Regions from separate parts of the Homo sapiens genome. Here all the other regions are linked to region 1. The links are chromatin loops, found by intact Hi-C in ENCODE. Cell type or tissue: GM12878. All regions are shown on one strand. Region 1 overlaps GRAMD1B (GRAM domain containing 1B). Region 2 has its middle 52 kb from the start of CLMP. Region 3 overlaps CLMP (CXADR like cell adhesion molecule). Region 4 holds the start of LOC124900305 (U8 small nucleolar RNA). Region 5 has its middle 53 kb from the start of LINC02727. Region 6 has its middle 23 kb from the start of GRAMD1B. Region 7 has its middle 19 kb from the start of MIR4493.

Evidence for each region. A loop is a pair of places that touch in the nucleus more often than their neighbours do. Peaks named below come from ENCODE experiments on the same cell type or tissue, not always from the same donor. Only the 100,000 strongest peaks of a DNase experiment are listed, where the experiment ranks them.
Region 2: it touches region 1 in a loop (5-fold over the local background); 9 of 110 quality-filtered maps call a loop at or near these places.
Region 3: a loop joins it to region 1, with 8 times the contacts of the local background. A loop is called at or near these places in 57 of 110 quality-filtered maps.
Region 4: it touches region 1 in a loop (10-fold over the local background); 102 of 110 quality-filtered maps call a loop at or near these places.
Region 5: a loop joins it to region 1, with 5 times the contacts of the local background. A loop is called at or near these places in 4 of 110 quality-filtered maps.
Region 6: it touches region 1 in a loop (10-fold over the local background); 89 of 110 quality-filtered maps call a loop at or near these places.
Region 7: a loop joins it to region 1, with 2.2 times the contacts of the local background. A loop is called at or near these places in 11 of 110 quality-filtered maps.

The regions. Positions count from the first base shown.
Region 1 is chr11:123,476,594-123,480,593 of GRCh38, forward strand. The region is part of intron 1 of GRAMD1B (GRAM domain containing 1B); the gene reads left to right. Among named protein-coding and RNA genes, the nearest start is that of GRAMD1B, 48 kb to the left of the region's middle. RefSeq lists enhancers at 1,828-2,122, 3,778-3,827, 3,868-3,987. In GM12878, a CTCF peak has its summit at 1,987 (motif pointing left); DNase peaks (open chromatin) are centred at 1,958, 2,658 and 3,068; H3K4me3 peaks cover 818 bases; H3K27ac peaks cover 1,544 bases.
Region 2 is chr11:123,245,264-123,249,263 of GRCh38, forward strand. No RefSeq gene overlaps it. Among named protein-coding and RNA genes, the nearest start is that of CLMP, 52 kb to the left of the region's middle. In GM12878, a CTCF peak has its summit at 2,139 (motif pointing left); no DNase peak of the experiment used is centred here; H3K27me3 peaks cover 160 bases.
Region 3 is chr11:123,109,227-123,113,226 of GRCh38, forward strand. The region is part of intron 1 of CLMP (CXADR like cell adhesion molecule); the gene reads right to left. Among named protein-coding and RNA genes, the nearest start is that of HSPA8, 49 kb to the left of the region's middle. In GM12878, a CTCF peak has its summit at 2,354 (motif pointing right); no DNase peak of the experiment used is centred here.
Region 4 is chr11:123,299,562-123,303,561 of GRCh38, forward strand. LOC124900305 (U8 small nucleolar RNA) reads left to right here and starts at 1,829; the gene lies at 1,829-1,962. RefSeq lists a silencer at 2,136-2,495. In GM12878, a CTCF peak has its summit at 2,226 (motif pointing right); DNase peaks (open chromatin) are centred at 1,950, 2,239, 2,651, 3,370 and 2 weaker places; H3K4me3 peaks cover 2,184 bases; H3K27ac peaks cover 1,739 bases.
Region 5 is chr11:123,259,774-123,263,773 of GRCh38, forward strand. No RefSeq gene overlaps it. Among named protein-coding and RNA genes, the nearest start is that of LINC02727, 53 kb to the right of the region's middle. In GM12878, a CTCF peak has its summit at 1,903 (motif pointing left); no DNase peak of the experiment used is centred here.
Region 6 is chr11:123,405,234-123,409,233 of GRCh38, forward strand. It overlaps a transcript of GRAMD1B not described here. Among named protein-coding and RNA genes, the nearest start is that of GRAMD1B, 23 kb to the right of the region's middle. RefSeq lists enhancers at 1-497, 300-389, 2,248-3,156. In GM12878, a CTCF peak has its summit at 2,318 (motif pointing right); DNase peaks (open chromatin) are centred at 235 and 2,347; H3K4me3 peaks cover 1,229 bases; H3K27ac peaks cover 2,538 bases.
Region 7 is chr11:123,360,321-123,364,320 of GRCh38, forward strand. It overlaps a transcript of GRAMD1B not described here. Among named protein-coding and RNA genes, the nearest start is that of MIR4493, 19 kb to the right of the region's middle. In GM12878, no CTCF peak of the experiment used is centred here; no DNase peak of the experiment used is centred here; H3K4me3 peaks cover 2,448 bases; H3K27ac peaks cover 1,550 bases.

The DNA of each region.
Region 1 (4,000 bases):
GGTGTCCACCAGCTACACCTTGTTCATTTTTCTGCTGTTGTTGCATCACAGTCCACGGTGAATATTTGTATGTCTTAGACTGGGAGCTCTTTGCTGGAGAGACCTTGTCCTGATCATCTTTACAGTACTGTCTCCTAGCACAGTGCTGGGTACATGAGAGTGGTAAACGGAATTGAACTAGAATGCCTTTTCTTCTCATTTCTGCATGTCTTGAGTCTATCCAGTTTTAAGTGGCAGCACAAAAATCTTGTTGTTAAGACAGAATTGTCTTACTGGTCCCAGAAGGACATGACATTTCTGCATTCTGTGTTCCCATAGCACTTAATACATAGTATTGAGAGTTATCATTTTTCTGCTTTTAAATATAGTTATTTATATTGAATCTTACTTTCCTGATTCTAAGCACTTTGAGAGCAGGATCCTTGTTTGATTCACGTCTTTCTTTTCCTATAACCCATAAAATGATGCCTTGCATATAGGATAATGGCACCTGGCATTTACATAGCAGTTAAAATGTGGCAGATGCTCTTTTTCATACTTCACATTTCTTTCTCTTTCTTTCTTTCCTCCTTCTTTCTTTCTTTTTCTCTTTCTTTCCCTCTCCCTTGCCTCCCCTCCCCCCTCCCCCTCCTCTCCCCCTCCCATCCTCTCCCCTTCTCCCCCTTCCTTCCCTTCCCCCTCCCCTCTCCCTCCCCTCCCTTTCATTCTCCCTTCCCTCCCCTCTCCTCCCCTCCCCTCCCCTAGCACAGTGCTGGGTACTTGAGAGTGGTAAATGGAAAATGGAAATGAAAATGGAAACGGTAAGTGGTAAATGGAATTGTCACTGGACTAGCTGTCTTGAGCGAATGGCAAACAGTTGCTTATACAATTCCCTTCTTTGCAGTGTTAAGGCATCTTTCAGTCATCGGTGCCAAGGCAAAGTCATTCCAAATCCTAGTTTAGAGTTTCTTTTTCAGGGTTTCCAAAAGACAGTTTTATCTGTTAGTGGCCTCCCTTTCCCCTCCCTCCCGTCTCCCTTCCTTTCCCTCTCTCTCCCCTCCCCTCCCTTCCCTCCCTTCCCCTTTCCCTTCTCTCTCCCTTCCTTCTCCTTCTCCCTTCCTTTCCCTTCCTTCTCCCTTCCTTTCCTTTCCCTTTCTCTTCCCTTCCCTTTCCTTTTCCCTTTCCCTTTTCCTTCCCTTTTCTTCTCTTTTTTTGTTTTTCAGATGGAGTCTCACTCTGTCGCCCAGGCTGGAGTGTAGTGGCGCGATCTCGCTCACTGCAACCTCCGCCTCCCTGGTTCAAGTGATTCTCCTGACCTCAGTCTCCCAAGTAGCTGGGATTACAGGCGCTTGCCACCAAGACTGGCTAATTTTTTTTATTTGTTATTTTTTATTTTTTTTAGTAGAGATGAGGTTTCACCATGTTGGCCAGTCTCATCTCAAACTCCTGATCTCAGGTGATCCACCCGCCTCGCCTCCCAAAGTTCTGGGATTACAGGCGTGAACCACCACACCCAGCCTCTTCTCTTTTTCTTTCTTTGTCCTTCCTTCCTCCCACCACAGTCTTCCGAGTAGCTGGGACTCCAGGTGTACACCATCATGCCTGGCTAATTTTTTTTTTATAGAGATGGGGTCTCACCAGGTTGCCCAGGCTGATCAGGAACTCCTGGGTTTGAGCGATCCTCCGGTCTCAGCCTCCCAAAGTGCTGGGATTACAGGCATGAGCCAACCCGCCTGGTTCCATACTGTAGACTCTTAACCATTGTCTTGATGATGCTTCGTGTACACATAGCGTGATGTGAATACTTGTTGGATGCATGTAGTTTGATATTTATTTGAAACCAATACACAGTTTGAACATGACCCATTGCTGCCTTCTCTGCCATCTGAACTGTTTTCTAAGCCATGGGAAGGCAGGCCAGAGAGGGGCGCCAGAAAGGAGGCAGTTCCTGGTTCCGGTTCCTGAGGCTCCTTATTGGTTTTCCTTGTAGTTCTGGTTTGGAAGTCTACAGTGCCATCTAGTGGGTAAACTTGCAAATATCAGCTTAGAATTATTTTTCTGAAATCCTGGTAGATGGCCTTGAGTTCTGGGAGCCCCCTTTATTAGTTTAAAATTTTGATTGCCGGGGGAGGATAGGGGGACTAGGAAGAACCAGCCCATCCTGGCTCAGCGGGGTCAAGTTTGACCCCTGCTTTGAAGAGGCTGCAATGCTGATTGTGGTTGGCTTGGTTGAGCCCTGTTGACTGTTGTAAATGGTGTGTTCTCCCACAGTGTAGACCCTGCTTCTGGAGCTGTGTGGGCTTTGGAATTTGAGTTACAGTCATCTGTGTGCTGCCTACTGTGGAGTAACACTTGTCCCAGGTTGTATATAAGGGGATGCTTGATTCATATAACAGGCCAGTTCCAAGTAAGACATCTCATGAGTTAACGACATTATAGTGAAATTTGGTTATGTGGAGTTGGTAATAGGCAAATCCATCCGAGCTGGCAAAGTGAAAATGATGAGCAGCCACTGCATAGTGAACGAGCTGTAAAAACGTGCTGCATGGAAGGGAAGGAGAAAGGGATTCCGTACACAGTGAGTTCTGCCGAGCAGCCGGAGGCTTTGTGTATGGCGCTGTTCCGGTTTCTGGTGTGTGTGGTAACGTGTATGGTTTCTTGTGTCTGTGTTTGAAAATTGGATGTTAATTGCCTTTCAGGTCATTTACTTCTTGCTGGAAGAACGGAACATAAGAGCATGTGGTAACTGTGACCACAGAACTCATGTGCTTTGGCTGAGAGTGTACAGACACTGGAGCAAGCACTTGCTCGGCAAGATTGTCCAGTGTGCATTCTACTGGGCATCTAGGCTAAGGAATATACTCTATAGAGACCAATGCATCTTAGTGCAGCAGGCGATCCACCAGAACAAGGAGAAAATGTTGGTTATGTGGTAGCCTTGGTTATAGTGACATTTATGGTAATAGGGATTTATTATTAATAGAACCTATGTGAAGCAGGGGTTGGCCAACTTCCTGGTAATAAGGATTTATTATTAATAGAACCTATGTAAAACAGGGGTTGGCCAACTTTCTCTGTAAAGGGCCAGATGGTGAGCATTGTGGGCTTTGTGGGCCTATGGTGCCCACAACTCTGTCTTAGTTACTCAACTCTGCCTTAACCACTCAGCTCTGACATGGTAGCAGGAAAATAGCCAAAGATAATATGTAAATGTAGGCTTAGCTGTGTTCCAGTAAAACTTCATTTGTGGACACTAAATTTAAATTTCACATCATTTTCACCTGTCATGAAATATTCTTTTTTGGATTTTTTTTCTTCCAACCACTAAAAAGTACAAAAACCACCCTTAGCTCACGGGGCTGAGCAAAAACACGTGGCTCTAGATTGAGCCTAGAGTTTCTAGTTTGTGGACTCCTGATCAGATGGCTGGAGTATTTAATAATAATTAATAAAAATGATTTGTTCATCAGCTATGCCAGCAGTTAGTGTCATGAAGTGTCTGATAAGCTTTTCTTTCTCTGGAGTAAGAGGAAAGGCCATTCTTTCCCGTATTATTATAAGATATGACCTCCCAAAAGAACTCTGCCTGAACTAAAGCTGTGTAATTATCTCACTTACAGTGCCTTAAGGTGTGGAGAGTCCACCCTTTATTCCTTCTTCTATTTCTCATCCGCCTCAGCCTCCCCTGGAGGCAGAGTAGCAGACTAAGTGACCCCAGACCCCATCCAGCCTTTTGCCTTACTGGAGAAGCAGACTAGGTGACCCCTGGCCCCATCTAGTCTTCTGTCTTACCGGAATCTCCCTCCTCCCACACATCTCACACCCTCCCCACAACACCCCACCCAGTCCATGTCAGTGGCTTGAGAGTCTCCGGTGGGCTGAGGAGAATGGGATTATAATCCCATCAGAGAGAGGAAGAGGAGTGGGTAGAGAGAATGCTGGAGGCATTTGCTCTTTGAGGTTTATATAGCCAGGGAAGAGTGTGGTAGCAGGGCGAGATGGGCCTCTTCTGTTTTGGCTG
Region 2 (4,000 bases), 230 kb before region 1:
ATTTGAAAATGGGAATAATGATACTGAATTTCAGAAATTAGTGAAGATGAAATAAGAGGAGATAACGAATGTAAAGCATCCAGCATATGGTAGTGTTAATAAACATTAGTTTCTTATTTGATGGATTTTTTTTCTGAGCATTCTCATGCTTAAGTCAATATATGGGCCAATCCCTCTGTACTGTGTTATTAATAAACAGTGGTTCTCAAAGTGTGGTCCCTCAACCAGCAGCATCAGCGTCAGTGGGAACTTGTTGGAAATGCAAATTATCAGGCCCACCCTATTCCTGCTGAATGAAAAACTCCAGGGGAGGGGCCCGGCCGGTTGTGGTTTATCAACCCTTCAGAGGGTTCTGATGCGCACTGAAGTTTGAGAACCCCTGATTCTAGATAAAGGTTAGCACACTGTGTTTGTGGGTGTGGTGGGGTGTTCATCCAAAGGAAATAAACCAGTGAGGTGCAACTGGAGAGTAATTACATTATTTAGATTTGGTCTTTGGTTTCCGGGTCTATTGTTTGCTCTCTTTCCTTGTCAAGCTAAGTCTTTGGGACCAGGGATGCGGAAGTAAATAGAGTTTGATTTCTGTGATCTGTTGAGATCTGAGGATTTGAAGTGGTCCTGAATCCCAGGCTCAAATAGCATAGCTCTGGTGTTTTCATTTATTTTATTTTTATTTTTTATTTTTTTTGAGAGGGAGTCTCGCTGTATCGCCCAGGCTGGAGTGCAGTGGTGCGATCTCGGCTCACTGCAAGCTCCGCCTCCCAGGTTCACACCATTCTCCTGCCTCAGCCTCCCAAGTAGCTGGGACTACAGGCACACACTGCCACACCTGGCTAATTTTTTTGTATTTTTAGTAGAAAAGGAGTTTCACTGTGTTAACCAGGAGGGTCTCGATCTCCTGACCTCATGATTCGCCCGCCTCAGCCTCCCAAAATGCTGGGATTACAGGCGTGAGTCACCGTGCCCGGCCAGCTCTGCATTTTTATATAGGCCTCTTTGTCTTGGGGGCCCCTCTGGCTTTGGGAGTGGGATGGGAGGGCTAAGATGACACCAGGACCGGATGGTAACCTCTATTCAGATGTTTTTCTTTCTTTCTTTCTTTCTTTTTTTTTTTGAGATGGAGTTTTGCTCTTGTTGCCCAGGCTGGAGTGCAATGGTGCAATCTTGGCTCACTGCAACCTCCACCTCCCAGGTTCAAGCAATTCTCCTGCCTCAGCCTCCCGAGTAGCTGGGATTACAGGCATGTACCACCACAGTCGGCTAATTTTGTATTTTTAGTAGAGACGGGGTTTCTCCATGTTGAGGCTGGTCTCAAACTCCTGACCTCAGGTGACCCACCTGCCTCGGCCTCCCAAGGTGCTGGGATTACAGGTGTGAGCCACCGTGCCTGCCCAGATGTTTTTCTTATTTAGAGACATCCCTCCACCTTCCATTTTTGGATTTTTCTTTTTTCTTTTTTCTTTTTCTTTTTTTTTTTTTTTGAGACAGGGTCTCATTCTGTCACCCAGGCTGGAGTGTGTGGTTTGATCACAGCTCACTGCAACCTTGACCTCTTGGACTCAAGCAAGCCTCAGGAGGCTGAGGCCTCCCTGAGCAGCTGGGACCACAGGAGTGCGCCACCATGCCCAGCTACTTTCTGTATTTTTTGTAGAGACTGGGTCTTGCTATGCTGCCCAGGCTGGTCTTGAACTCCTGCCTGAAGTGATCTGCCTGCCTTGGCCTCCCAAAGTGCTGGGATTACAGGCATGAGGCACCATGCCCGGCCAGCACCTTCCATTTTTGGCTCTGAAACCAGACTTTGAATTTTTCTTCCCTTTTTTCCTTTTAATGTAATTTGTGACTTCAAGGGCTAACAAGGCTTTGGGTTTTGTGTGAGATGAGCAGGGAGGAAGGTCATCAAAGGATTGGCACTAAATGTTGTTGATCTTTTATGAGAAGCTACTCCTGAAAATTGGCGTCCAGTTCTGAGCTTTCAGTATTTTGGTGCACTCTGGGGTCAAAACGATAGCAAGACAGACACATAAACTAATCAATGGCTAAAGAAACTCAGTTTTCGAGTGTATTCCAAATAGCTGCATTCAGGTGCCGCGGCCGCTCAAGCTGGGTTTGCAGTTGGTTAGATACCGCCCCCTTGTGGGCAGCGGGTGTCACTGGCTCCTGTCGGGAGCAGGGGCGCCTGCAGCTTGATCAGCTCAAATTTCCTCAGGGTCATTGATTAAATGTCCGTGCCTTGTCTTTCTATTCTTTCTCCTGCCCTGGTCTTCTATCACCATTTGAATTTCCATCAACTCTACGCTGATTTGGGGAGATACAAATGTTATAACTACCCAGTTGCAGCTGTGTGGATCGGGGAGCTATGGGGTCTGGTACCACCGATGGGATTCTGTAAATACATATGCCCCACCCCATGATGAATTATTATTTTTTTAAAGTTCAAAATTATGCAAGTAATATGTTTATTGTAGAAAAATTAAAAAATTACAGCCACAAGCCTATCACTTACCAAACAGATATTTTGTTATGTTATATTATTCTATTAATATATACCTCTCCCCTCAATATTCCTACTGACCACTTTTCTCTCTCCGGTTCCACTTTAATTCTATTCGTCTATTCCAGGAACAAGAAAACAGAGAAGAGAGGAGGGGAACGGAGACCAGGCAGTGATAGAAAGTGAACAATGCTTTATTTCTTGGCCTTGCCTCACTGGGGCTGGCTGCAGTTATCCTGAAATGAGACAGCACCCTCCTTGATTGCTTGACCTGGTAACTTAAAGTGACACGTGTACCACATGGCCCCTCGTCCTCTTCCTTCCTTGACCTCTTCTTTTTATCTATTTTCTCTTTCTTTCCTTCCTTTCTTTCTTTCTTTTCTTTCTTTCTTTCTCTTTCTTCTTTCTCTCCTTCCTTTCTTCCTTCTTTCCTTCCTTCCTTCCTTCCTTCCTCCCTTCCTTCCTTCTTTCCTTCTCTCTCTCTCTTTCTTTCTTTCTCTTTCCTCTCTCTGTCTTTCTCTCTTTCTTTTTTTTTTTTTGAGATGGAGTTTTGCTCTTGTTGCCCAGGCTGGAGTGCAATGATACCATCTTGGCTCACTGCAACCTCCACCCGTCCCAGGTTCAAGCGATTCTCCTGCCTCAGCCTCCCTAGGAGCTGGGATTACAGGCACCCAACACCACACCTGGTTAATTTTTGTATTTTTAGTAGAGACGGGGTTTCACCATGTTGGCCAGGCTGGTCTTGAACTCCTGACCTCAGGTGATCTACCCGCCTCAGCCTCCCAAAGTGCTGGGATTACAGGCATGACCCACCACGCCTGGCTTGTCTATTTTCGGTCCCTTCTACAGGGTCAAATACCTCCTTCCCTTTTGCCTTTAACATCCTTTTTATTTTCAACAGAAGAGACAGGAAAAGATGGTGTCTCAGTATTATTGTCTGGGCTGAGAATATATTTTCCTGGATCTTGGCTGGGAACTTCTGGCCCAGCCTTTCTTGGGCTTATTCATATTTTTCTTGCTGAATAATAAAGGCTCTTACATATTAGAGTTATTAACCCTAGGTCTGTCATTAAAGTTAAAAAAATTTAACTTATTCATCAACACCTTATTCAACACCTTCATGAATTCATTCAACAATCAATCAGCACTTAGGGTGTGTTATCAGGTGCTGTTCTAGATTCTGGAGATTCAGTGATTTACAAAAGGATAGATGGGGTTTCTGCTTTTGTGGAGTTTAAGTGAAGAGGGAAGAGAAATGTAAAAGCAAGTAAATAGTTTTAGATTTTGGTGAGTGCTTTGTTGTTGTTGTTGTTTGTTTTGAGTCAGAGTCTCACTCTGTCGCCCAGGCTGGGGTGCAGTGTCTCACTGTAGCCTAGACCTCCTGGGCTCAAGAGGTCCTCCCATCTCAGCCTCCTGAGTAGCTGGGACTACAGGCATGCACCACCATGCCTGGCTCATTAAAAAAGTAGTGGGTGTTTTTTTTTTTTTTTTTTTTTTTTGCTGAGAGTG
Region 3 (4,000 bases), 370 kb before region 1:
GTGATGATAGTCTCTCCTACTCCTTCAAATCCTTCAAAAGAGGATCGTTGACACCTGATATTAATTTAACAATGAACAATTAACTGATTCAACTGCATGATCTCATGTGAACCCGTGACTCAAATGTTATCATTTGTTATCGATCTGAGCCCGTGAGAGCCAATGTTATCAACTCTTTTAGAGAAGAGAAGACTGAGGATGACCACACAGCTAAGGCCACACTGCCGATATTCCATCACTAGTTTTTATTATTTTTCCTTCCCCACACCGAAGATGATTGTCTTTTCCTTGAAACCGGCAGATTGGAAACACAGAGATCATGTTTGTAAATGTGGATGGCACAGAGCTAGGTAGCAGAGCTAATCTGGTTGGACACACCTGAGGTACATAGTTATCCTGCTGGCTGGGATTCTGACCCAAAGCAAGAAGAAATTGAATGGAAGCAAATGTTAAAGTTTCAGTGAGACACAAGTCCAGGGTGGGAAAGACCTGGAGGACATGGGGAACCAAGAGATTTATTGACCACCAGTATGATGTGGCCGCATTTATAGAGGTTCGATGTTCCAAACACCGAGTAACATCTCCATTGTACTTTATACTAGCCAACCTAGCATATCCAGAGCAACTGTGTTCAGTTTTAGATGCTGAAAACTGGGAAGGACATTGACAAAAAGGGGCATTCGGGGAGTCATGACCGGCAAATGATAGGGTGAGAAAAATATATGAGGAACAGCTAATGCAGTTATAGGTGAACAAATTATGAAGATGGAAGACCAAGGGGCAGCATTGTAGCTACCTTCCATCATTTAAAAGGCCACAAAACAAGTAATAGGTTTACTGCATTTTGTTCCTTTGGTCAGAATTACGGAATCATTATGGTGCCTAGTTATTTCCTTCCATCCCTCCAAAGGGGATATTTCTTCCTGGAGTCCTTGAAATAAGTGGTGTTGCCCATGCGATGGCTCACGCCTGTAATCCCAGCACTTTGGGGGGCTGAGGTGGGCAGATCACAAGGTCAGGAGTTCGAGACCAGCCTGCCCAACATGGTGAAACCCCGTCTCTACTAAAAACACAAAAATTAGCCGGCCGTGTTGGCAGGCACTTGTAATTCCAGCTACTTGGGAGGCTGAGATGGGAGAATCGCTTGAACCCGAGAGGTGGAAGTTGCCATGAGCCCTGATTGTGTCACTGCACACCAGCCTGGGTGACAGAGCGAGACTCCGTCAGAAAAAAAAAAAAAAAATTAGCCAGGTGTGGTAACTCCTGCTTGTAATCCCAGCTACTAGGGAGGCTTAGACAGGAGAATTGCTGGAACTCAGGAAGTGCAGGCTGTAGCGAGCCAAGATCACAACACGGCACTCCAGCCTGAGCAACAGACCGAAACTTCTCAAAGAAAAAAAAATGGTGTTGGTACAAAGACCAAGGTGACAACCTGAGCTGCGGGCGTCAGTCAAGGGGGGCCGGATATTGAGCATCTACTTCCTTCCCAGTCTGTGGGTTAGTTTTAGAGGAGGAGAAAGATGGGGAAAAGGAGTGAGGGAAAAGGGAGAAGTTGAGGGAAAGGAAGGAAAGGGCTTATGCCATTTGGGCTTAATATGTTGACTGACTCTGTAACAGCGCTGTCTGATAAGAGAAAGAGCTCTACTGTTTAGTGAGTTTTCCATTACTGGAGTCATTCAAATGAGAGTGTGTGAGTAGCTGTAAAGGGGTCCTTATATGTGGATGTTAAACCCAATATTTAATGTCTTTTCTAACTATAATATTCTATGAACTACTAATAATTATGAGTGCTCAGTATATTCAAGGCCCTGTCTTAGTTGAATGTGATGCGAAATATAAAATACAAGTGTAAAATACTGTCGGTGTATTTTGTCACCATCAGTGAGCGCTTACACAATTTATACAAAAGGTCTAGTTTTGTGCCATTGTGTGTGTGGTTTTTGTGTGTGTGTGCCTCAGCTGGAGTGCAGTGGCACGATCTGGGCTCACTGCAACTTCTGCCTCCTGGGTTCAAGTGCCTCAGCCTTCCAAGTAGCTGGGATTACAGATGCACACCACCACACCCAGCTCATTTTTGTGTTTTTAGTAGAGACGGAGTTTCACCGTGTTGGCCTGGCTGGCATGGAACTCCTGACCTCAGGTGATCGGCCCACCGCAGCCTCCCAAAGTGCTGGGATTACAGGTGTGAGCCACCATGCCCGGCCATAGTTTTGTTCCATTATTAACATGACTTTTCAAGATTGTTGAAGGGACTTTTCAAGATTGTTGAAGCGCTTTTTCAAAGAACTGAAAAGAACTGGCCCATCCAACTACAGCATTTCTTTCCTTTCTGTTGCTCTTTTAATCCACAAGGGGGCAGAATTTACTTAGGGAGGATTAGCCAGGCCTCACCTTTAAGGTAGTTATTCTTAGTAACAAGGATTCTAATGGACAAAGAATGACAGACTACTTTGGATTTAAGCTTATAAGCACTTTGCTGCCATTTGTGGTTATGTGCTAAATTTCCAACCACGTGCATTGAATGTTCAAAGGCCCATGGAAAAAATGAAAATCTTAGAAAATACGGTTAGGCATTTGAGAGGAACTTTTCCCAGGAAATAGAAACGTACACTACTTTAATAACTTAAGATCACTGTTTTAACTTATTCCAACTGAAGCAGATGTTTACTTTGTTTGTCTAAGACCAAAAAAGACTTATTTATTTTTTTAGAGACGGTATTTCACCATGTTGGCCAGGTTGGTCTTGAACTCTGGGTCTCAAGTGATGCCCCTGGCTCGGAAAAAAACTTATTTTAATTGTGGAATTTATTATGAAACAAATCAATTCATCAGATGTGGTCAACTATGGCCTCTAGATAGTTAATAAGAAAAGGCAACGAGGAACGGAACACGTCTGCCCCAATGGCTTCAGGGAGATTAAGGAATTGGCAAAATAACTCTGAAGGCTCTTTCAAGCTTAAAGTTTAGTTTTTGTTCTAGGCCAGTAAATTACGAAACCCTGGAATGCTCTGACTATATGTAATGTAGAATCTCAAGCTTGGGCAGGCCCACAGAAGGTCATTTGGTCACTATCTTGCCTTCAGGCCAATTTCTTTCTTTCTTTTTCTTTTTCTTTTTTTTTTTTTTTTGAGACGGAGTTTTGCTCTTGTCGCCCAGGCTGGAGTGCAGTGGTGTGATCTCGGCTCACGGCAACCTCCGCCTCCAGGGTTGAAGTGATTCTCCTGCCTCAGCCTCCCAAGTAGCTGGGATTACAGGTGCCCGCTACCACGCTTGGCTAATTTTGTGTTTTCAGTAGAGATGGGGTTTCACTATGTTGGTTAGGCTGGTCCCGAACTCCTGACCTCAGGTGAGCCCCCCCACCTCGGCCTCCCAAAGTGCTGGGATCGCAGGCGTGAGCCGCTGTGCTCGGCCATCTGCAGGCCAATTTCATATTTAAAACTAGGCAGCTGAAATGTATCAAGTTATTTACATTCTCTTATTGTCACTGGGGATCTGAAATCACGGCAAAACGGTTCCAAGATCTTGACAGGTCTGTTAGTACCCATTTTTTTTTTTTTTTTTTTTTGAGACGAAGTCTCGCTCTGTCACCCAGGCTGGAGTGCAGTGGCGCAATCTTGGCTCACTGCAAGCTCCGCCTCCCGGGTTCACGCCATTCTCCTGCCTCAGCCTCCTGCATAGCTGGGACTACAGGTGCCCGCCACCACGCCCTGCTAATTTTTTGTATTTTTAGTAGAGACGGGGTTTCACCGTGTTAGGCAGGATGGTCTCGATCTCCTGACCTTGTGATCTGCCCTCCTCGACCTCCCAAAGTACTGGGATTACAGGCGTGAGCCACCACACTCACCCAGTACCCAATTTTTAATTATTGTATATCATAACATATTCAAGGATACTGATGCTACAACATTTTCTTAAACACCCCTTATGCTTCCAGTTGTGGGTACCACAAATTAGCAGGTACATTGACAAAATAATTGGCACCCAGAGGTGAGTAACCTGG
Region 4 (4,000 bases), 180 kb before region 1:
AGCTGTAACACAAAGAGGGCCGAAACACACTCCTCCTTCTCCCCCACCCCAGTTAACCACGTTGCAGGTGATGAGAAGGAGAGAAGAGCTGCCATTCTTTGGGGAGCCTGGACCTAGGGGCTCCCTGAGCAAAGGCTATGACACCATCTTTGGGGCTTCGTGGTTCCTGGCATCTCCAAGCTTCTGGGTGCCACCATGTTCCCTGGTACCCACAGTGGAAGCTGCTTGTGGTACGCCTGGTCCAGCTGCAGCCTTGTGTGGAGCTGGTGCCTGTGCTGGCTCCTGGAGCTGTTCACCCTGCTGCAGCTGGCATGCCTGGCTGTGCGCAGTGGCCAGACCCTGTGCTTGCTCACACACCCCTTGCTGTTCTGCACCTGACTTGCCCTTGGCAGGCATGGGATCCAAGCTGGTAATGTGATCCAAGCACAGCTTGCAGGGCTGAGTGGCTGAAACGAGCCCAGTGGGCCCAAGCAAAACTCGGGCTAAGATGCCCCCGGCCACAGAGGTTTCCGGTTGGAAAAGCGACACCCTAAGGATCCTGTGACACCAGTACTTTGGGAGGCTGAGGCAGGCGGATCACTTGAGGCCAGGAGTTCGAGACCAGCCTGGCCAACGTGGTGAAACCCTGTCCACTAAAAATACAAAAATTCACTGTGTGTGGTTGTATGTGCCTCTAATCCCAGCTACTTGGGAGACTGAGGCACAAGAACTGCTTGATCTTGGGAAGCAGAGGTTGCAGTCAGCCAAGACTGCACCACTGAATTCCAGCCTGGGTGACGGAGTAAGACTCTGTCTAAAAATATATATATATATTTATGGCCAAGGGAATTTTAAACACAGAAATACCACGTATGTTTAAGCCATTCATCTCTACATACCTGCAAAGTAGCATGTCCCTTGAAGGCAGGGACCTGACCCAATGCCCTGCACATACAGGTGCTCCCACTGGGTGCTGTTAATAAACAGCCTATCTGGTGCTCAAAGCTGCTAAATTATGAAAGAGGAGACCAAGTCTGTCTTCTGTTCCTATCTCTCCTCTTCAGCATTTTCCTGCTTCTATTTGGATCCATTGTCTTCCCCTCTTAATACCCAAGTAGGCAGTTCGAGTTAAATTCCTACCTTCCTGAGAGTCCCTAAATCTGTGCCGCTCGAGCAGCACCCACACCGTATGTTTAACACTTCCCTGCCTGCCCCATCACAGCCTGCACCATAATGTCCTATATCGTCATTGAAAAGGATGGAGAGGGAACAGCTAGGCAACTGTTACAGTAGGATAATAATTGGAAAGGAAGCCTAAATGCTAGCTTTCAGGAATGATGCCAGCAATTTTAAGGCAGTATAAGAAGTTTCAGTCTGATATGAGGGAGAGGGAGTTGTCTTGATTTGGAGAGATTTCTCCTCTCCCTTCTTCTTCACTCTAAAACCACAAGTCAATCTAGAAAAGTTGGTGGTGTGTAGTTTGGTAAATAAGTTCAGCCTTTGACATGAAGATTAACCTGGTTTGACATTGATTGATTGATTTGACATGCAGATGACCTGAGATTGGTGCTCCTGTCAGTCTTAAAAACAAACAAACAAAAATCCCTAAGCTTTGAACTTGACCTAGTTGTTTACCACATGTGTGATTCCAGGCTAGCTTCCTGTCTGTAAAATAAGGGTAATTGTAATGCTTCCCTTTCCTATTGCACAGAAATGTGACGATAACGTAAGCCATTCTACATTCTAACTATGTGTGTGTTGGGGAGGGAGGGGGGAGGGATCATGTCTGTTTTGCTTCCTTTATTTCCATATTGTTTGGAAGATGCTCATTAATACTTGACTTAATGAACTGTCAGGTGGGATAACCCTTCCCTGTTCCTCCGTTTGGAGGGCAGATAGAACATGATGACTGGAGATGCATGAAATGTGACTAATGTCTCTGTGTAATCAGGACTTGCAACACCCTGATTGCTCCTATCTGATTCTTTCTGAACAAAACAAAACAAAAGAAAAACTTGACTTAATGAATAAATGGTGGAGTTGGGTGATTTCCACATCATTGATGTCCAAGCTTTAGCGTGCATCAGGATCACCCGAGGGTCTTGTTCAGACTCGACTGCCAAGACCCACCTAGAGAGTTTTTGGTTCAGGAAGCCTGGGGTGAGGCCCAAGAACCTGCATCTAACGACTTCCCGGTGTGCTGTGGCGCAGCGGGCAGGGACGGAGGCGCCCAGGGGCAGGCGGCAGCACGGGAAGAGGCCAGCAGGTGGCGCGGTCGCCCAACCCGGCCGCCCCCCGGGCGCCGAGGGAAGCGGGTCAGGGGCGTCCCCACCTGCCCAAGCGCCGGCTCTCCCAGGCAGCAGGGGCGGCGGCGGCCTGGCTGGCTGCGCTGCAGAGCGGAGAGCAGGAGCGGCGTGGGAGGAATTCGGAGCACTTTCGCCGCCTGCCTCCTTTTACTGCTGGTTGCCCTCAAAGGAGCCCTCTCCCTCCACACGCCTTTGGGCCTTACCAGCCGCCGGAAGCGGCGGCATCCATCCCAGCAAAGCGTGCATTCCATCCTCTGGAAAAAAAGTCTTTGAGCTTCCTTTACAGTGACCTTACTTTGGGGACTGAACCGTTGCGACTAAGAAAACCCCTCCTCAAGTTTAATGGAACGATCACATGACACGTGGTTGACGAAGCCATTCCCTCCTTGCTACTTGCCTTGTGTGATACACTGTCACGGCCCGGGCTTCTGGCTTGGTGGAGGGGACACCACCGCGGCTCCGGCTGCGGACTTCGGGCTCCTCCCCTGAGCCAGGCGGAGAGCGCTGCCCGCTTTAGAGAACTGTTAGGCGGCTGCCGGGCGACAACGCGGGAAAAGTGCCTTACACAGCGTAAGGGCTCAATCCACATTAAGGAATTAGGCAGGAAAAAGTGTCAGTGAATAGCCAGTGACAGTCCCTTAGGGAAGAAATGAATTTGGGTTTAGCTGTCCAGTAGAACTCTGCTGTCTACACTATCCAGCACAGTGGTCCCTAGCCATAGGTGACCATTGAGCACGTGAAATATGGCAAGGGTGATCAGAGAATTGAATTTTAAATTGTATTTAATTTTCATTAAATTTAAAGTATTAAACCGCACAGGTTTAGCAAAACGCCTTGCTGAATTGTGAAAAGATGTCCCTTAAGCCTTAGGGCATGGCTGGCAACGGATAAGAGGTAGTTAAATCTCTCTGCCTAAAAAGATATAGGAATTTTAGGGGATGGGGCAATCTGACTAGCAAGGAATGGAAGAGAGGTTGGGGGGAAAGGGCCAGAGGCATTGCGAGGAGTTAGTGACTAAGCCAATCAGAAAGGAAGTCAGTAAAACCCCTCTGGTGGCAGAAATGACTCAAGGGGAATTTAAAAACTGGAATGCGTAATATTCAGTCTGAAGTCGTTTACTGAGCAGCAGAATGATGTTACTTCTGTCTGTTGCCCGTCCCTTCAGAAATGTCTGCTTAACACAGAGCCTGGAGGTGGCAGCAATTAGGGAGTGACGAGATGACAAGATGTGGGGGTGTCCAGTGGGGGTGATTCGTTCACGAAAGGTGAGAGCAAATTCTGGAGGGAACAGGAGAGAGAGAAAGAATTCAGCACAGGTAGGATCTAGGGACTGAGAGACTGCGGTGATATTGTCAGGAGGACGCCTTTTCCGCTGCAGAGGGGATAGAGATTTTTGAACCACTTTTAATTAAATCTTAAAGGTAACAGCAGCTCCAGCAAGTGGGAGGACTTGAACATCCAGGTCTTTGCTTCAAAGCATTTCTTCAGATTAATGCTTCCTGACTTAAATAACCTCACAGAGCAGGCATCTCTTGAAGGGCCTCACTGCAGACTGCAGGTGTGAGTGAGAAAGGAGGCCAGGAGGGCTTGGGCAATGCTGCAGCAGGCAGACAGGAAGCAGAGGCACCGGTGTCTTGCTAAATTTATAAAGCGTAGCATCATTTTTTCTGGACTTTTGTCTCTCTCTGTGGTGTCTAGCAATAATGAACCACTGT
Region 5 (4,000 bases), 220 kb before region 1:
ATTTCTGTGTGTGTGTCTTTAATTCCTCTAGCACCGCTGGGTTATGGTCTCCCCGACCGAGGTGGTCTCAGCAGTCTGCATTCAGCTTTAATCTGCATTTTAAACAAAAACCCTCCATCCCACACATCCCTCTGCCCTAGGAAGCCATGTCCCAAAACTTGCAAAGCAAAATTGAGCGGTTGATGAGGAATGATTTTAAAGGAATAAAGGAATAAAATCCTGGGCATGCAGGCTACAAAAGGAGAGTATATCCACTTTAATTACTGATGCGAGGTCTTGCAGCGGTGAGCAGGAAAGGGTATGTAGCATCTAAATGCCTACCACAGTGCACTGAGCCCTCACAATTTCATGAAGTATGCCCTACTATCCTACTTTTTATTTTTTTATTTTTGAGACAGGGTCTCACTCTGTCACCCAGGCTATAGCACAGTGGCAAAATCCCAGTTCACTGCAGCCTCCACCTCCTGGGGTTAGGTGATCCTCCCACCTCAGCCTCCTGAGTAGCTGGGACCACAGGTGCGCACCACCACGCCTGGCTAATTTTTGTATTTTTCACCATGTTGGCCAGGCTGGTCTCAAACTCCTGGGATCAAGCAATCTGCCCACCTTTGCTTCCCAAAGTGCTGGTGTTACTGCAAAGGGGTCACAATCCAGACCCCAAGAGAGGGTTCTTGGATTTTGCACAAGAAGGAATTCCAGGCGAATCCATAAAGTGAAAGCAAGTTTATTAGGGAAGTAAAGGAATAAACAGTGGCTACTCCACAGGCAGAGCAACGGCTGGGTTTGTTGAGCTGCTTGGACTTATTGTTACTTCTTGATTGTATGCTAAACAAGGGGTGGATTATTCATAAGTTTTCTGGGAAAGGGGTGGGCAATTCCCGGAACTGAGTGTTCCTCCTCTTTTTAGACTCCATAGGGTAACTTCCTGACGTTGCCATGGCATCTGTAAACTGTCATGGCATTGGTGGGAGTGACTTTTAGCATGCTAGTGAATGATAATTAGCATATAATGAGCAGTGAGGATGAGCAGAGGTCACTCTCATGGCCATCTTGGTTTTGGTGGGTTTTGGATGGCTTCTTTACTGCAACCTGTTTTCTTAATATCAGCAAGGTCTTTATGACCTATGTTTTGTACCAACCTCCTATCTCATCCTGTGACTAAGAATGCCTAACCTCCTGGGAATGCAGCCTAGTAGGTCTCAGCCTTGTTTCACCCAGCCCCTATTCAAGATGGAGTCGCTCTGGTTCAAATACCTCTGACAGTGGGATTACAGGCATGAACCACCACACTTAGTCCCTACTTTAATAAATAAAGAAAATAAGGCTCTGAGAGTTAAAGAATTTGCCCAAAGATAAGGAATTAGGAAGAGACAAAGCTCTGATTCAAACCCAGGTTCAGTTCCAAGACCCACTCTCCAAGCTGCCTCCAGTAGCCAGTAAGAGCTTGGAAAATGTTGCTGTCCTTTTTGTTTGCTTGGTGTTTCATTAAATATTATTTTGTATGATTATGTAATTAAACTGTGATCCTCAGAAAACCTGTAATTTTGAAAGCCCAGGGCAGCAGAACGAAGCTAATGAAAGGCAAGCTTCATTTACATGCATCGGGCTGGGAGAATACTCAGGTCATTCCTCTGAACACCCTGGCGACCTTGCTTAGCTTGGTCTAAACATTAGGCCGTTTTCAGTTCTTAAACCACTGCTAATTCAGGTCCCTGGTGCAGAACAAATGCGCTATTAATGATAAAAGTCGCAGTCACATAAAAGGCTCGCTGTGGGATTGATTATAAAAGCAGCACTCTTCCCAGCTCCAGTCTCTATTTTACGTCTGTGAAGAAACGCGGTGGCCTGCGGAAGGGTGGGCGGGAAGGCCGGAGCTCACGTTAGCTCAGTGCTAGTGCCACCTAGTGGCTGTCCCGGCGTCTGCCGGTCCCCGGGCACTGACTCCTTCCAGGTAGGGTGGGGCTTCGGAGCTCTGCCTTCTTCAGGTCCTCAAGCAGGTTTTTTCACCATTAGTGTGAGGAGAAGAGGAGCGAGGCAATCACCTAGTTCATGTAACTGCAAAATTCCAAACAACTGTGATGACGAATTTTTGGGCTTGACAGTTTTGTTTGTTGTGGCCTCATGCAGGTACAGGATAAGAAAACCCTGACTACCGCCTCTTTCGGATCTCTAGGCCCACTGATAACTGCCCCCATCCACACATGCTCAGGGGTCTCTTCTTCCACGTTTCTCCGAGGCATCCTCCATCGACACCACAGCCCAGGAGGAAAATGAGAAAGTTCAGGACTGTCTCAGACCATTCACTCAACTGATCCTATCTCCTTCTCAAGATGTTTCTCAGTCACCTGCCTGGCAGAGGACAACCAGGCATTTCCTGAGCACTATTCCTGAGTAAGATGTAGGAGCATCAGGCTGGGCGCAATGGCTCACGCCTGTAATTCCAGCACTTTGGGAGGCCGAGGCGGGCGGATCACAAGGTCAGAAGTTCGAGACCATCCTGGCTAACACGGTGAAACCCCGTATCTACTAAAAATACAAAAAGAAAAAAAAAATTAGCCTGGTGTGGCGGCGGGCGCCTGTAGTCCCAGCTGCTGGAGAGGCTGAGGCAGGAGAATAGCGTGAACCCGGGAGGCAGAGCTTGCAGTGAGCCGAGATAGCGCCACTGCACTCCAGCCTGGGTGACAGAGCCAGACTCCGTCTCAAAAAAAAAAAAAAAAAAAAAAAAAAAAAAAAAAAAGATGTAGGAGCATCAGCTGTGTGTCACGCCTTGTGTAAAAGCTGAAAATACGACGTTTGTAAGTCACATTTTCTAAATTTGCGAAAGGCACAGTTGATTAGGGAGACAGCCTTGTTAAGATGTAATCACAGTAGGAGACAATAAACGGTAGGTGGGGAGAGCCAGGAGAGAGGTATAATAGGGCCAGGTCAGGGTTTGGAATCAGATTCACCTGAGTTTGAATCCTGGCTCTGTCACTAACTTGTATACAGGACTTGGAGGAATTATTTGACTTCTCTGAGTGTCGGTTTCCTTATCTGTAAAATGGACATAATAATGTCTGCCTTGCTGGATTGTAGTAAGAAATAGACTCAATTGTGGAAATAAATGAAGAGCAGCCTAATGAGAACAAACAGAGCTTGCTATAGCAAGGGAGTTAGCCACCATTGCTTGGCTTGCCAGAGACTCAGAGGCAGGCAGGGGAATGGAAAAGCTTCATAGTGAAGAAAGGGAAAGGCTTCAGGTCTGCTCTGATTGGAGGCTGTTGGCATTTGGAAGCTGAAGAGGGCCCAGCATCTGGAAGCAGGGCTTCTTCTGTGATTGGTTTGGGGAGCATATTTGGTGTTCTCTGATGCTCAGGTGGAAGCAAGGGCAAAAACAAGGGAAGCCGCCAGTCATTGACCATGTCCTGGCCATTCTGGGCTGATTGTTGTTGGAGAGGCTGCAGTTTGTTTTCCAGGCTGGTTGCTGCAGGGGCAGCGGGTTGGAGTTTTATTGTCACATATGGCCTGGCCATTGTCCGTTAGTATAGCCAGTCTCTCTTAACGCATTCAAAGCTTGTCACACAGTGCATGACATGCACAGATATTCAGTAAGTGGTAATCATTATTATAATTTTCTGTGATCAGAGGTGACTGTAAGATTGCAATTGAGCCAGACCTTAGTGGAAACCCTCTGACAGCTGTTCCCCCTGTATCAGTCAGGGTCCTATCAGGAAAACAGAAACCATGCCCGTTATTTTAAGAGATAATTTAACGCTCCTGTAATCCCAGCACTTTGGGAGACAGAGGCAGGTGGATCACCTGAGGTCAGGAGTTCGAGAACAGCCTGGCCAACATGGTGAAACCCCATCTCTACTGAAAATACAAAAAAATTAGCTGGGCCTGGTCGTGGGTGCCTGTAATCCCAGCTACTTGGGAGACTTTGGCAGGAAATCGCTTGAACCTGGGAGGTGGAGGTTGCAGTGAGTTGAGATTGAGCCATTCCACTCCAGCCTGGGTGACA
Region 6 (4,000 bases), 71 kb before region 1:
GAGAGACTGCCTACAGCCTTAAGACTGTCTAGCAGTCCATCTGTTCACACCTACTTATGTAGCTGGTGACCTCAGACCCAACCACTTGTCCTGCTCTGACCCTTCTCTGCTCTTCATCTGGCTGCCACCATCCTCCCCCCTCGAAGGCTCCCAGGGTAAGGGGAGAGTGACGGCAGTGGAGAGGGGCCAGCGGGAGATAAAGACTTGCTATTTTATGTAGAGATGCAAATCCCTGCTAACTTGTGGGTTAGAGAACCAGTCAAGGACGGGCACAAGGCTGCTGCGGATAACTTGGGTCTGTGTTTGAGATGCACTGTTGTGGTTACCCTGGCTGGAAATGAGAGTTGCTTGGACTGGACTCTTGCAAGTTAGATGAAACTTGACAGTGGGAGATACGGCCTGTACCAAGTCAGAGAATTAGGAACTTTGGGCCAACAGGTCCCCAAAAGCTGATCACTCTCGTTCTCTTTATGGGCAGAAGATTCTGGAGGACTTTAGCCCTGTACAAGGGGAGAGGGCATAGTAGGCAAGATGCTATAGTGAAGTGTTTTGAAATTTAAGGATGTAAAATGAATTTAGGGAGTTATGAGCACAATATTATGAAAAATTAAATAGAATATACTGTACATCAGACCAGGTTGCTTTACATGGAGAAGGTGAGTGTTGTTTCTTAAATTCTTTTTCAGTATTTTGTGTGCACACTTGTTTGCATGTGCATGTATATATACTGGGTTACATCGTGCTTCTTATTGTGGGTCACAGTCAAAAACTGAACATTATTCCTTTTTTTTTTTTTTTTGAGACAGAGTCTTGCTCTGTTGCCCAGGCTGGAGTGCAGTGATGCGATCTCAGCTCTCTGCAACCTCTGCCTCCCGGGTTCAAATGATTTCTGGCTAATTTTTGAATTTTGAGTAGAGACGGGTTTTCACTATGTTGGCCAGACTGGTCTCGAACTCCTGACTTCAAGTGATCCTCCTAAAGTTCTGGGATTACAGGTGTGAGCTACTGTACCCAGCCCATTGTTGCTTTTTTTTTTTTGAGACGGAGTCTCACTCTGTCACCCAGGCTGGAGTGCAGTGGCACGATCTCAGCTCACTGCAACCTCCACCGACTGGGTTCAAGTGATTCTCCCGCCTCAGCCTCCCGAGTAGCTGGGACTACAGGCATGTGCCACCACACCCAGCTAATGTTGGTATTTTTAGTAGAGACGGGGTTTCACCATATTGTCCAGGCTGGTCTCGAACTCCTGACCTTGTGATCCACCTGCCTTGGCCTCCCACAGTGCTGGGATTACAGGTGTGAGCCACTCTGCCGGGCCCATTGTTGTTTTTTAAAGAAATTGTTAGGGGTGAAGAATTGGATTCACTCTGGGCTCTGCCACTACATAGCTCTGTGATCTATGGAGTGTTATTGTTTAACTTCTCTGAGCTTCATTTTACTCATTTATGAAGTAAATGAATGACAATGAAGACTTCCAGCCCTCACATTTTATATTTTTTAAGATAAATGAGAATTCAACTCTCTTTTAAGGGCTCTCAAGGGAGGAGATGACATTTTCTCCAAACAAGGACTAACTAGTACCAATATACAATAATTGTCATCAGAAACACCTCTTTATCTTCAGGCTCAGTTCATTCATTCGTTCATGCACCAAATATATATCAATGTGCCAGACACTGTTTCAGGTGCTGGGAAGTCAACAGTGGAATAAAACATGCAGATCCCTGCACCTGTGGTATTTACCCTAAAACTCCCTGTGGCAGTTTAGGTTTCTTTTTCACTTACCACATGTTTAAAATGAAACAAAAATGAAAGCCTTCTGTAGGCTTGAGAGAATGGTTATTGTTTTTTCAATAATTGCTTTGTATCTTCAGTTTGTCTTTCCATAAAATGGGAATGTAATCATGGAATGCTAGCAATACAAAATTTGAAGGCTTCTACAGGTCTATAACACTCAGAAAGGTGAGCTGATCTGAAAATCCCAAACAAATGGAAAGCTGAACATTCCAGACTGGAAATTATTACTTCCTTTGAATTTTTTTTTTTTCCCGGGGAACTCTCGAAACCACAGACCATTCACTGAAAGGCAGTTCACATTAAAAGCTTCCGTTTTGGCTTCTTGACATATCCGTCTGCTCTCAGGAAACGGATGAGAAACTTCCTCAGGGAACTTTGGGAAGGGGCTGGCATGTTTCTGGCCCACAGACCCAGGACTCTCTTGTTTGGATCAGGTGAAACCTGCAGGCTCTTGGCTTCCAGGGTGCTTAAATTGAAAGCCTTAGGAAAGCTGTGGGGACTTGGACATCTGGAATCATCCTGGCCACCAGAGGGCATTAGGAACCTGTTGGTCACACCACCAGGTGATCTGCCATTTCTGTCTGGGTTATAGCTTGGCAGTTTTACACGGGGTTAGTTTCATGACCTTTTCAGAGCATGAGGGGCCAAATCAGAGTCCCAGAATGCTGAAGAAAATCAAATTGACAGGCTTAGGCTTATCTCTGTCATCTCCCCAAATTAAACGTGCAGGTGCATTCATTGATTAACAGGTAACCACTGAATGCTGCTTGTGTACTGCCTGTAAACTAAGCTCTGCAAATACAACCTTCAAAAAAGCAAAGCCTCAGCTCCCCAGGGGCTCACAGTCTAGGCTTTTCCATAGACAATAGGCAAATGGCTCATTGCCCACTAAGGGAACTCCACAGGGTCCTGAATCTAAAGTGATGAGGTTTTTTGTTATGATGAGGTGAAGCCTCTGGGGGTTAGGATCATCATCTTGACACTTTCAAACGAGATAATGTAGATGTCTGTGAATGGGATTAGGAAAGTGGCCTTTTGGAGCCTTTAGCATTGTAGCTAAACTTTAGAACACCAGTGTGGGGCTGACTGTGTAGCCTAATGGTAAATCCTAAGCCAGGAGTCACTGTCCCACTGTGTAAACTTGACGGAATAATCAGCTTTTGTGGACTTAACGCTTTCTCAGCCACTCTCAGAAAAGGTCAGGACTCTACGACTGTCACACAATAGAAAATGAAGTGAAATGGAAAGGAATTCTAACATGGCATTACACTGGTGGAGAAAACCAGTTGGGATTTTTCTGGCCCTTCGTTATGTTTTTACAGCTATTTGTTTGCATGGCTGATAACCCCCCTCACCCTGCATTGTTCTTACTTTGTGTAGACACAGGATCTAGGTTATGTTAAAACGAGTACTGGAACGCAGAAGTCACTAATTGCCCAACCAAAGGATCAGAATTCTATTTTATTTTTCACAGTAACTTGGATGAGTTGATGTGTAAATGGATGGCATGTTACAGCTCACTGTTTTCTAAGAAAACAGCAGAATTGAATGAAGATAAATTCTGAGACTCCCTCCCTTTCCTCCACAGCCCTTGAGCCAGAGGGTGTTGTCCATAGGAAAGACTGAAGAAGTTTGGCAAGACTACCTATGTGCTTAGGCACTCATGGGTAGTGAGCATTCAGACATAAGTGGAATTCACTAGGATGTACTGGGACTCTGGTAGGACAATTTGAATTATCTCTAAATTGCGCTAAGCATGAATTCATGCAGGATAACTCTGCCTCCTAACGCTGATGCTGACCCAGCCTGTCAATATTTACATTTTTGTGTTTTTCTAAGCTAGACCTCTGAAGCTGAAAGCAGAATGCTGCTTCTACCCTCCAGATAAAGTACAATATCTATTGTTTCAGAAGACTAGATGCCATAGGACAAGAATTGAGCTGTTGTATTACACTTGCCCTCTTTTTTATGTTATTATTATTTACCCAGAGACAACGCTGATTAATCTTTACCAAGAACAATAGGAAAAGAAATATGATTACATAGTTTGTTTTTTTAGGTAGTAAAAAGACTTTGACCTGGAATTAAGGAGACTTAGATTCTCAACGCAGTTCTTTGTTTTATCACATAACTGCTGTGCCAGTGCTTTTGATAATTATGGTAATTTGGAAGGAGCACACCTGGCTGGAAATCCTGCCTTTGC
Region 7 (4,000 bases), 120 kb before region 1:
TTCACTGCAGCTTAGAGCTTTAGTTGCCTTTGATGGTGTACAGCGAGGTTTCTAGTGTTTGCCCGAAGGCTCTTTCCTTTGGCGTATTTATTTGTAACTTGCTTAGGAGATCTCATCCTCACCTTGCAATTTGGATGAAGAGTTCTGCTGGGCGTCACTGGTGTTCAAGAGATCCAGGTCTCAAAAGGGCGTGTGGTAGTTTTAGTTTTTTCCGTCCGTGCTCAAAAGCTGTTTGGTTTTGGAGATTTGGGGCTGTGCTTTGGTGATAGTGTTGGAAGGAAACCATTATGAGCAACTGATCAATACCTAGCCAAGCTGGGGTGCCAATTTGACATTGTCACAAAAAGTGAGTGCCCTATTTGGTTGCCTGATCAGCTGTGTTCAATGATCATAGGCCTGAAATGAAATCACATTCTTTCCTTCCTTCTTTCCTTCCTTCCTTCCTTCTTTCCTTCCTTCCTTCCTTCCTTCCTTCCTTCCTTCCTTCCTTCCTTCCTTCCTTCCTTCCTTCCTTCCATGGAGTTTCGCTCTTATTGTGCAGACTGGAGTGCAGTGGTGCAATCTGGGCTCACTGCAACCTCCGCCTTCCGGTTTCAAGTGATTCTCCTGCCTCAGCCTCCCGAGTAGCTGGGATTACAGGCGCCCACCACCATGCTCAGCTAATTTTTTGTATTTTTACTAGAGATGGGGTTTCACCATGTTGGCCAGGCTGGTCTCGAACTCCTGACCTTGTGATCCACCCACCTCAGCCTCCCAAAGTGCTGGGATTACAGGCGTGAGCCACTGCGCCTGGCTGAAATCACATCCTTCTAAGGAGATGGCATTTGTCCCTGCCATCTCCTTCCAGCCTTTGCTTTTCCACCATAGTAGTCATTTGATGTCCTTGCAGATTAGCTCACTGGTGGGCCCTCTCAATACACACATCTGTAATATGTATGCTTGTCACTGAAATCACCAGCCCTAGGTCTGCAGCTGCACTCCAGAGGTGTTTCCACTGTGCTGCTCCAACTGTCGGCTGCTTTTGCACAGGTGGCATGTAGTTTTCAGTGTTTGTGTCTTTGGGCTGCTGTTTACAACACTGCTAGGAATTGTCACCCATTCTGCTTGCCCTGCAGAAGAGGTCACTTTCTCCTGGGGTGTCTGCTGCACTTCATACTCTTACTTTTCATGGATCTTTCAGCTTGATCAAGATTTTTACTTTCTTCTTCTCCTTTCTCCGTCTTGCAACTGTGGACTGGTGCATCAGGAAACACATTTCTTTTCCTGTCTAGGCACGGTCATTCTTCAAATGGTAATAAAAGCCTTCATTCCTTGATTTGATCCAGTGCCCCGATATGTACAAACCAGAAACACTGCACATATATTTTAGCTGTAAGAGTTCCATATACCCTTTATTGTGGTGTATACAGACTCTGACTTCCAAGGTGTACTCCAGTATCTGCTCTGCTTCATACCTGGTGGGTCTGCATTGCACATCTGCATAATGAATGGACGTTGCCAATAACAGGCAGGAGGAGTGGCAACAGTGTTACTGCAGAGAAAGAGAAAGAGAGAGAGAAAGTATCTTAGGAAACGGGATGGTAAGTAGGCACATGGTCTTATGAGGGTCACCTTAATTTATTAAAGCCTCATTTGGTAGGCATGAGAATAGAATTTATTAGTTGGTGGACCACTTGGCAGCAGCCTCATACACAGATCTATAAGATATTTAAATACTTTTCTGGAATGGGTTGACGTTGATGAATTTGTGACATAGTGGTCTGTTAACCATCTTTCCTCTTAGGTGTTCCTTAAACCAACAGCAATGTTGTCTTCAGAAAGTTGCTGGTGATCCACAGTAGGGGAGAGGAATATCTCTAGTTGTTCATGAGCATCACAGGTGAATAACCCATTCTAGGCATATACCAGGCATACAGAATGAGCTAAACTGTGTTGGTTTCATCAGCCATTCTAACTGGCTTAAAACTCTCTGAATCCTTTGGCTTGAAACTAGGTCAAATGGTGAGACCTTTTTGAGATCCTAATGGGCATAAAACAGGAAGTATCTTTCTCCTGTCAGCACCCTCATGGGCTCTTGGTGCAACTCTGGATCTTCTGGTAAAAGAGAAGTTTTTCCCTTCTGAGCCAAGCTTGCAACAGGGTTAATTTGGGGGTGGCCATGGACTTCAGGGGTCAGAATTGGAGAGTGCAACTTGCATTTATTTTTTTAAAAAAGCTTCATAAAAATAAAAATTGATTTATACAAAAACACAAGACCAGTGATGTACTACCTACCTACTCTCCCACCCCATGAGTTGCTGAGCTCAATGGATAGTAAACATATTAATCTAGATGAGGAAGTATAAAAAGGCCATCTTTGCAGCTCATCTGCCATCCAATCTAATTGAACTCTGAAATCCCATCTTTCTAGATATGTTCCATGTCTGGGACTTGGGGAAGGGGTAGGGGATAGGGGGAGAGGCAGGGATGGAAGAGAGCAATTCCTAGAAAAGTTTGTGAGATCCACCGAACCTGGAGATACAGGCTGCCCCGGAAGGCAAGGGCAGCCCTGGTGAGGGTGCTGGAAGCATGGGAGGAGAACCAGTCCCTGGGAAGGAGAGAAAGAGAAATGACACATAGAAATGATGAGGGAGGGGAGGGTAGGGTGGCGGAGAGAGGAAGCAAGCCAAAGAGGAGGAGGGAGAGGAAACAGATGGAACAAGAGGAAGATGCAGCGAGCAAACGCAAGAAAAGGCCAAAGAGGGGAAAAGAGCAGAAGATAAGTGAAAGCAGCACCTTGCTTTCAGGTTTTTTCTCTTCCCCGTTTTCCTCTGGCAGAGGGAGAATGCAAGCGAGCCAGCAGAACAGCGTGGTTTTTGTGCTTTGGAGGCTTCTCATTGAAGCTGTCAAGCCTCAACCCCTCACGGCAGCTCATTCTATTTTTATATTTTGCAGAATGGAAATTAAACAAATGACCCCGTGATGGCGTTTTCATGAAGATTTTATCCAGCACACCCACACAACCAGTGCTGGGGTGGCTGAATATTTAGCATAATATTCTATTTAATCAGATAAGAAGGTATCCTCAAGAGAGTGGCAGACATGAAGCCTGGGCTTTGATAACCGCCTGTAAAGAACTGTTTTGATGAGGGTGGGCAGAAGTCAGAAAGGAACCTTGTTCTCTGGCTTTTGGGCTTGTTAGTAGGAAGAACCCCAGTTAACTGAATTCTGGTGGAGCTTAGCATTTCCCCTCTCATACTCTCTCTCATACTTTTTTTTTGTTTGTTTTTTTTTGGCACTGGGTTTGGTTCCAGACTTTGTGAGCCCTCATGGTTCAGTTCTCCTTGGAGATCTCATTGGCGGCTAAAAATGGCTCACTTTGGCTGAACTTGCCCTGAGTGGAAGCCTTGCTTAGAATTTGGGTGCTCACTCTATTTGTTGGCCTGGTTAGGGAAGCTGGTGTGTACTTTGCTGACGGGACAGTGCTTAGGCAGCTGGCATAATGATGCACATCTAGTACTTGGTGAGAACACAAAGCAGATGATATTTTATTGGCTTAGACACGGACTTACTTCCTTAAGTCCCAGAAGATTTAGTAGCAATTAAATGCATGCCCGTTTGCACATAACCATCCTTTTGAAGGAAAACAAAAACAAAAACCAACAATGCATGTTAAGGGGGCCAATCAATCGGACATGGTTGGTTGGGTGGATGTAAAAATGTGAGACTGTTCAGAAGGCTTCTCACTGCCATGCACGTGTTTGTGTTTAACAGGGTATTTATGGGCTCTTTTTCCTTATATATTGAAGGGTTATATAATTCCCCAGCTATTAACCTTTAAAATGCTGTTTTTACAAGTTCAGTACCTAGACTAGATAGCAATAAAGAGTGATGTTGAGTCAGCCTGACTTCAAAGGGAGCGATGGGTGGAACAGTTGGACTCGGAAAGGAGCGCTTCTTCCTACCAGCTAGCCTTGTAGTGGCTGATTTTTCCCTCTGAAATGAAACAGGCTTACTAGCC